2 separate regions of the Homo sapiens genome follow, and region 2 is linked to region 1. A link is a contact called in ENCODE Hi-C or POLR2A ChIA-PET data. All regions are on one chromosome and are shown on one strand. Each heading gives the region's core, a stretch centred on a gene start or an enhancer-like site at or near the end of the contact. The rest is flanking DNA. Distances are from core to core; before and after follow the strand shown. Region 1 has its middle 33 kb from the start of HIF1A. Region 2 overlaps SYNE2 (spectrin repeat containing nuclear envelope protein 2).

Region 1 (4,069 bases), core at 983-3,482:
ACTGCTGGCTAGTCTGTCCAGATATCTGAGAATGGATTAAATGGCTTTCTGCTGTTCTTTTTAGGATCAAGATGCTATGAAAAGCTTTAGTATTTGATACATTTCAAGGGAGAAAAGGCTGAGTTTACTTATTTTGAAATGCTATGTGTCTTTGTACTTAGGTGAATACATGTGAGTATATTTTAAATTAAATTCCTTTCAACTATTTCAACTATTTTTACAGACATCATTTACTGAGAGGACAAATGGGTAATATAATAAAAATTGCCATGGGTGGAGGTGAAATGTTGTAACTTACAAGCAGTAATTTATCTTCCTGCTGGCATGTCAGGATATGGTGATGACTACACTTGTTGTTCAAATTATTTCCTAGTAACAACCTCAAAGGAAACCATGTTGAGTCTGAAACCATCTTGCATTTGAAAGCCTGTGTGGCCTTCTTACAGATCACATTTTCAAAGAGGTCAGAAGTCAATGTATATGTAGAATTTCAGACACTGTACCATCTTCCACAGGGATTACACTCAGAGGCCTAAACATGTCACAGGAAAAGTTGTTAGACTGTTTAAAGAAAATCAACAACCAGGCACAGTGGCTCATGCCTGTAATCCCAGCACTTTGAGAGGCCAAGGCAGGCGGATCACTTGAGGTCAGACATTCGACACTAGCCTGGCCAACATGGTGAAACCCCGTCTCTACTAAAAATCCAAAAATAAGCCGGGCATGGTGGTGGCGCATGCCTGTAATCCCAGTTACTCAGGAGGCTGAGGCAGGAGAATCGCTTGAACCCGGGAGGCGGAGGTTGCAGTGAGCTGAGATCGTGCCACTGCACTCTGGCCTGGATGACAATGAGACTCTGTCTCAAAAAAAAGAAAAAAAAAGAAAAGAAAATCAACTGGAAGAGGGTAAAAGGAAGCAAAATCTCTCTGCAACATTGGGGAGTGAATTTGCACAAAGGACGTTCCAAAACATCCATGAAGTTGACTGGAAAAAAAAATAGAAATACAAATGTAAAGTTTAAAGGAGCCCATGAACCTAAGGAAACAGATACTGGGGATTTTTGAGCTGAATACAAAACCTCTGAGAAGCAAAAGAAAAAATATGTTTGCCAAGAGGCGTCCTTTCCATATCTAAAGCAAAACCCACAAATACCCATGAGTAATATCATGCAGGTTATGAAGTTCCTATGCAAAACCAGCAACATTTTCATAAACCAGAATTGTTGGAACAGTTGCAGATATTCATTTAAAAAAATCTGACTGTATAACAGCTCTGAAACGCAAAGCTAGGCCACAAAAGTACATTTCACCACATATGTCAATTTTCTTGAACCCTCTCACTATCAGAGTTGCCCAGGTTTTAAAGTTCCAAAGTTAGTAAAGAGACTGTGAATCAGACACTAAAATATGTTCTTCTACTTTGTACTGTAGCAATGCCATATTTAAGAAAAATATGAAAATGAAACCAAAAAGCAAACAAGATTGTGGAATTCCCTGACATTGTATTATATTTTACCAGCAGCCTCTGTATTACACACTGGAATAGCTTAAATGTGTCTTTTTCAATTAATTTCCCTTTTTTTCCAGAAGAATAAAGAAGTACATTTATTACAGTAAATAAAGTTGGCATTGCTCATATTAAACAAACAGGATGTCTGAACTGTATGCATTAAAAGATTTCAGAATGACAAGGCAAGCAAATTACACATATTAGTGCTTATGCTTTCAGAAAGAATGGAATGCTCGGAAAGTACTAAATCACACGTAGGTACTAGAACAAGAAAAAAATGACAAGGGTGTAATTGGTGGTGAGGGTGGGAACTTTTTCTCGCTTAAAATACATTGGGCTCATTTGTGTCTGCAATGCATCAGTTCCCAGTGCAAGAAAAAAAAGCCACGAATATGGACAGACTCAAAGTCTTCTCCAAATGGAAGATCCAAATCAGAACCTTTGAGGAGGTTTGCCTCAGCACCTTCTGTAGAAGTGGTTGGCAGACACACAACTAGACACAAGGTAACATGGTAGAGCAGTGTTGAGAAGAGGATCCGCAGTGGTCTCCACTGCCCTGGCGGTGACCTTCTCCTCTGACTGTTCTGTATGTAACGGGACTGGCTTGTGCAGGCTGTTCAGCAAACCATAGGTCTGGTTTGCTATCCCCTGATCTTGTAGGTCATGTGATTGGACAAGCTCATTTGCCCTTGGGTGGATGGTGTTCAGTGACCCATCTTGCTGAGTCATGCTAAACCTGTTGAGCATGCAGCCTTAGTGCTTTAATGAAAGTGCCCTTCGTTGCATTTAGAAACAGTGACCCACCCTCTCCCTTCTTTGCTCTGTGTCTAAGTGTCATTGACACAGGACAGGGTTCCACACAGGATGTGATTCATATGAGCCAATCTTGAGTAGGTTTCTTGTGGTTTTTAGTTTTGTTTTAGTCAAAAGAAGGGAAACTTAACCATTTCCAATAGGTTTGATGAAGGTAAAAGCATTTCCCTCATTTTTCTGTCCATGCAAAAGAGCATACTGGGAGACCACAAAAGCCAAGGCGATTTGTGGGCCTATTCCCCCATTTCTCCCACCAGGTGTGGGAAAGAAGCAGAAATTTATGGCTTTGAATGGATTCTACAGATGCCAGAGTATAAGAAATTTCTAATCATTAAAAAGACCTCAAACGTGGCCAGGCGTGGTGGCTCACACCTGTAATTCCAGTATTTTGGGAGGCTGAGGTGGGCGGATCACCTGAGGTTGGGAGTTCGAAACCAGCCTGACCAACATGGAGAAACCCTGTCTCCCTTAAAAATGCAAAATTAGCTGGGCGTGGTGGCGGGCGTCTGTAATCCCAGCTACTCCGGAGGATGAGGCAGGAGAATCGCTTGAACCCAGGAGGTGAAGGTTGCGGTGAGCCGAGATCATGCCATTGCACTCTAGCCTGGGCAAGAAGAGCAAAACTCTGTCTGAAAAAAAAAAAAAACCCACAAACTTGTAAGGACCTTTAGAGTTGACCGAACACTTTCACATTAGTAATTTCATTTGTGCCATACAGCTTGCCCATGAGATAAGTCAGGGTTGGCCTCCTCTTTATGTGAGTTGATATTTTTAAAAATTAGAATGTACCGTAATACGCGTCCTGTATAAGTGATGTTCATTGTACAAGTAATTTTCATTGTTCCCCACTAGTGTAGATAAGGAATGTCCATAGGAAATTTTGTAACAGAGGCCATCCTCCAGCCCCCACAAATACATGCCTCACCCTACCCCAGTATATATGGAAGAATATGTTCAAGAGAAAGTGGCTGTTCACACCTTATTTTAATTTTTCTGAAACAGGAAGCAGGCAGAACAGCGGGGAAAAGGGAAGCTAACTCCTTCTTCCCCTTTCATTTTCTCTGGGGCTATGATGCAAAGCAATGCTACAGAATATTTTAACCCCAGCCAATCACCATAAGAGAACACATAATTAAAAGCATCAGAGGTAAGAGTTAAAGAAAATGATTTTCTAAGCTGTTTGCTTGTTTTGAAATAGAGACAGAGTCTCAGTATGTTGCCCAGGCTGGTCTCTAACTCTTGACCTCAAGCAGTTCTTCCACCTTGGCCTCCCAAAGTACTGGGATTACAGGCCTGAGGCAACACATCTGGCCCTAAGCTATTTTTTAAAAGACAATGTTTAACACATGATATGAACATATGTGTGTGGTAAGTAAAGTAGAATGAGATTTCTTTATTTTTTCTTTTTCTTTTCTTTTTTTTTCTGAGACAGCGTCCCACTCTGTCAGCCTGTCACTCAGGCTGGAGTGCAGTGGTACGATCATGGCTCACTGCAACCTCAGACTTCTGGACTCAAGTGATCCTCGTGCCTCAGCCTCCCAAGTAGCTGGGAATATAGGCACCCACCACTATATCCAGTTAATTTTTTTTATTTTTGCTTTTTAGAGAGGAGTCTTACTATGTTGCCCAGGCTGGTCTTGAACTCCTGGCTTCAAGCTGTCCTCCCGCCTCAAACTTTCAATGCGCTAGAATTACAAGCATGAACCACCTTGCTTGGCCGAGATTTCTTTAAATTATTTGCTCTTTG
Region 2 (4,069 bases), core at 472-2,971, 2.2 Mb after region 1:
CAGTGACACCTACTTTGTTATAGCTTAAAAGTGAGAACAGGTAAATTCTCTAACATACATGATCAAAATTGTAAGTTCTGTATTTGAAAATAATGATAAAACAGCAATAAGAATCACTGGCTGGGCGTGGTAGCTCATGTTGAAATCCCAGCACTTGGAGGCCAAGGCAGGAGAATCACTCGAGCCCAGGAATTCAAGACCAACCTAGGCAACATAGTGAGATCCCGTCTCTACAAAAAATTTAAAAATTAGCCAGGTGTGGTGGCACACAACTGTAGTTCCAGCTCCTCAGGAGACTGAGATGGGAGAATTGCTTGAGCCCAGAAGATGGAGATTGTGCCACTACACTTCAGCCTTGGCAATAGAGCGAGACCCTCTCTCCAACAAAAAAAGAAAAAATTGTTAATATTTATTTAGTACTCAATTGGTGCCAGACACTTTACATGCACCATCTCTTTGATCCTATGTTATAAGCCTATAACACAGAAACCATCTACCTCATTTAAGGAAACAGAGAGGTTAAATAACTTGTCCAAACCATACAGCAAGTTACTGGCAAGACTGGCTTGAACACAAGTCTGTTGGGCTCCAAAGCCCATGTCCTTAAACAGTACCATGAGAGAACTCTTAATGGACAAGATATATCCAGTCTACTCATTTACCCCATGATTCTGTACAGAAACTTAGCACAGCACATTTATATGAGCATTCAACATATGAAGTAGTTAACAGATTAATATAGTTACCAAACTAAAATTGGCCTATGTTAATTTCTATTCTCAGTTCTTCTGTGCCCTTCCTCCTCTTAAAAAAAAAAAAAAAAAGAGAGAGAGAGAGAAAGGGCCAGGTGTGGTGGCTCACGCCTGTAATCCCAGCACTTTGGGAGGCCGAGGCAGCTGGATCACCTGAGGTCAGGAATTCGACACCAGCCCGGCCAACAAGGCTAAACCTTGTCTCTACTAAAAATACAAAAATTAGCCAGGTGTGGTGGCACATACCTGTAGTCCCAGCTACTGAGGAGGCTGAGGCAGGAGAATCGCTTGAACCCAGGAGGTGAAGGTTGCAGTAAGCCGAGGTCACACCACTGCACTCCAGCCTGGATGACAGAGCGAGACTCTGTCTCAAAAAAAGAATAAAAAGAATAAAAAGAATGAAAGAATGAAAGAAAGAGAGAGAAAGAAAGCAAGCCAGCCAGCCAGCCAGCCAGCCAAGGTGGTTCATGCCTATAATCCCAGCCCTTTGGGAGGTTGTGGCAGGAGGATCACTTAAATCTGGGAGTTCAAAACCCACCTGGACAATATAGCAAGACCCCAACTCTTGAAAAAAAATTGCTTTAATTAGCTAGACGTGGTGGCATGAACCTGTGTTGGGAGACTAAGGTGGGAAGATCGCTCGAGCCCAGGAGTTTGAGGCTGCAGTAAGCTATAATCATGCCACTGCACTCTAGCATGGACTACAGAGTAAGACTGTCTAAAAAAAGAAAAAAAAGAAAAAGAAGCTTTTTGCCCACTGTTGCAGTTAACTGGCAAACTTGTGTAATAAATTAACTAACAGAACTGGTTTAGCAACAAATGAGATGCACAAGGTCTTTAAATTATAACCCTAGGTATGTTGGTGATTTGAAAGGTGACCTAACAGCATTTAAAGTAAGTTATATTTTATATTTATGGGGCTTTCAAAACCACAGTCAAAAATAAGAACCCAAGCCTGAGTAACATGGCAAAACCCCATCTGTACAGAAAACACAAAAATTAGCCAGGCGTGGTGGTGCACACCTGTAGTCCCAGCTGCTAAGGAAGCTGATGTGAGAGGATTGTTTCAGCTCAGGAGGCAGAAGGTACAGTGAGCCGAGATCATGCCACTGCACTCGAGCCTGGACAGCAGAGTGAGACCCTGCCTTAAAAAAAAAAAAAAGGAAGAACCCATATTGATGAAATCTTAGTAATAAACCCTGATATCAAATACCTAGGTGAAAAGGAAAAAGGTCAAATTCTAGCTACTTTGCCTAATTATTCCCAAGGTCCCAGGTGTCAGAAACATTTAAATAAGATAAACATAAAATTGTCCATAGCAATTATCTCTAGGAAGAGAGACTGCAAGAATGGAAAATGAAAGTAATATGGGGAAGGGCTTTTGCCTATGTGTGCATGTGTGCGTGTGTGTGTATGTGTGTGTGCTGGGGTTTTTGTAATAACAAAAATTCCTTAAAAGGCATTCAAAGTCTGATCAGACTTAATTTTTATCTGCATCCATGAGCTTGGCATAAGGATTACACATTTCATTATCTAATAAAGGGGACACCATTAAGGAAAAGAGCAACATTCTCTCTGCCCCTTTGGCCTCTCCAATTGAACTAAAACAAGACTTATTAAGTTTTTACCCACTCCAAAACAAATGTTTCCATTTCATCAGAAGCAAGAGAGAAAAATCTTAAAGGACATTAACCTTCAAGCAGCTCCGAAGGGAAAGGAATATTAGAACTTGAGAAATAAAATGGAGAATGAAACTCCCTTGACACTCTTCAGGTAACAAGGAGAACCACACAGTTAAAGAGCTATTCCCTCCTCATAGTGAAACCCTGAGGTGGAAACTGATGAAAAGTGTCCCAGAGAGCAGCCTGCTCGCTGCCTCTGGTACTCACTCATTTATCCATTCTTCTGAGCTTAAAGAGAAAAGATAAAAATGAGAAGTGCTTTAAAATTAAAGTTGATGTTTAAATATCACGTCTCTTCTGAGCCCCTACTTTTTCATCTTAAAAATACTATTTCCAGCCAGGCATGGTGGCTCATGTCTGTAATCCCAGCACTTTGGGAGGCCGAGGTGGATCTCCTGAAGTCAGGAGTTTGAGACCAGCCTGGTCAACATGGTGAAACCCCATCTCTACTAAAAATACAAAAATTAGCCGGGCGTGGTGGCGGGCACCTGTAATCCCAGCTACTCGGGAGGCTGAGGCAGGAGAATCGCTTGAAACGGAGGTGGTGGGGGAAGGGGGCAGAGGTTGCAGTGAGCTGAGATCGCGCCACTGCACTTGAGCCTGGGCAACAAGAGCGAAACTTTGTCTCAAAAAAAAAAAAAAAAAAAAAAACTGCTCCCAATAAATAATTTGCAAAGGTGCTTAGCATAAAACCTGAGACACAGTGGGTACACAATAAAATGTTAGCTTCCTTCTTTCAGAACTGAATTTCCAACTGCCGGATAGATCTCGCACTAATCTTTGAGTTCACAAGACCCATTAGCCCACCCCATTGCTGGAATATCCAATTTATCCCATACCTTCTCCTCCTGTATTTTCTCTCTCTCAAGTAATAGCATGAACATTGTCTTTGGCACCTAGTTTCGAATTGTCTGTCTTCTATCTCCTTTTAATCCCCTCTGACTCTGTTCTCCAAATGTCTTCATCACTCACCTGAATTTCTGAAACATCCTTGTAATTGGACTCCTGCCTCTCTAATACATCTTTCAAAACATTATTGCGAAACACAGCTCACACCAAACACCTGCTTTGGTTCCCCATTGGCCATGAGAATATAGTCTGAACACTTGTGTGTGAAAAACCCTCCAAAATATAACCACAAATCATCTATCCAGCCTTCTCTCCCACCACACCCTGCCATTAACCCTGTGCTTTTCTTCAGCCCACAATCTACTCTCCTCCACTCTCCACCCATAAAAGCCCTACTCATCATTCTAGGCCTGGCAATACACCCTCAGCTCAAATGGCAAATGCTTTACAAAATTAGCCCTAACTTCCCCAAAGTTGGCATCACTTGCTTTATGCACCCACAGCACCTTGCTTGTACTTCAGTTGGCACTTCTTCCATTCTAGATAATACTACAGTGACTTGTTTACAAGGCCATCTCCCCCAGTTCCTGAAGAATTAGGGCTCATATATGATTCATTTCTGACTGTCCCCTAAACACCTGATACCTAGCCCCTTGTGTACTGCACCCTTGAACTGAATGTAATAACTAGCATTTGTTACCATGTGTTCTATAGGTACTATGCTTTCTGTTACCTGTATTATCTCAGTAATATAAGTACGTGGGATTTTAGTTTCACTTTTACAGA

What was found. Hi-C counts contacts between places; a loop is a spot of excess contacts on that map. ChIA-PET counts read pairs that join two places held with the same protein, here RNA polymerase II (POLR2A). Pooled maps may share reads with other maps.
Region 2: a pooled map shows a loop between it and region 1 (13-fold over the local background). The contact joins two enhancer-like sites. A Hi-C loop is called at or near these places in 1 of 37 single-sample maps with no recorded cell type and 3 of 50 pooled maps. POLR2A ChIA-PET finds 5 or more read pairs at or near these places in 1 of 52 experiments (T-cell).

What each region holds. Positions count from the first base shown.
Region 1 is chr14:61,660,444-61,664,512 of GRCh38, forward strand. No RefSeq gene overlaps it. Among named protein-coding and RNA genes, the nearest start is that of HIF1A, 33 kb to the right of the region's middle. Within about 2 kb of position 2,233, at least 18 of the 41 ENCODE cell types and tissues checked have a DNase peak (open chromatin) inside an H3K27ac peak, as active enhancers do.
Region 2 is chr14:63,866,575-63,870,643 of GRCh38, forward strand. All of the region lies in intron 1 of SYNE2 (spectrin repeat containing nuclear envelope protein 2), which reads left to right. Among named protein-coding and RNA genes, the nearest start is that of SYNE2, 16 kb to the left of the region's middle. RefSeq lists enhancers at 1,411-1,460, 1,581-1,630. Within about 2 kb of position 1,722, at least 6 of the 41 ENCODE cell types and tissues checked have a DNase peak (open chromatin) inside an H3K27ac peak, as active enhancers do.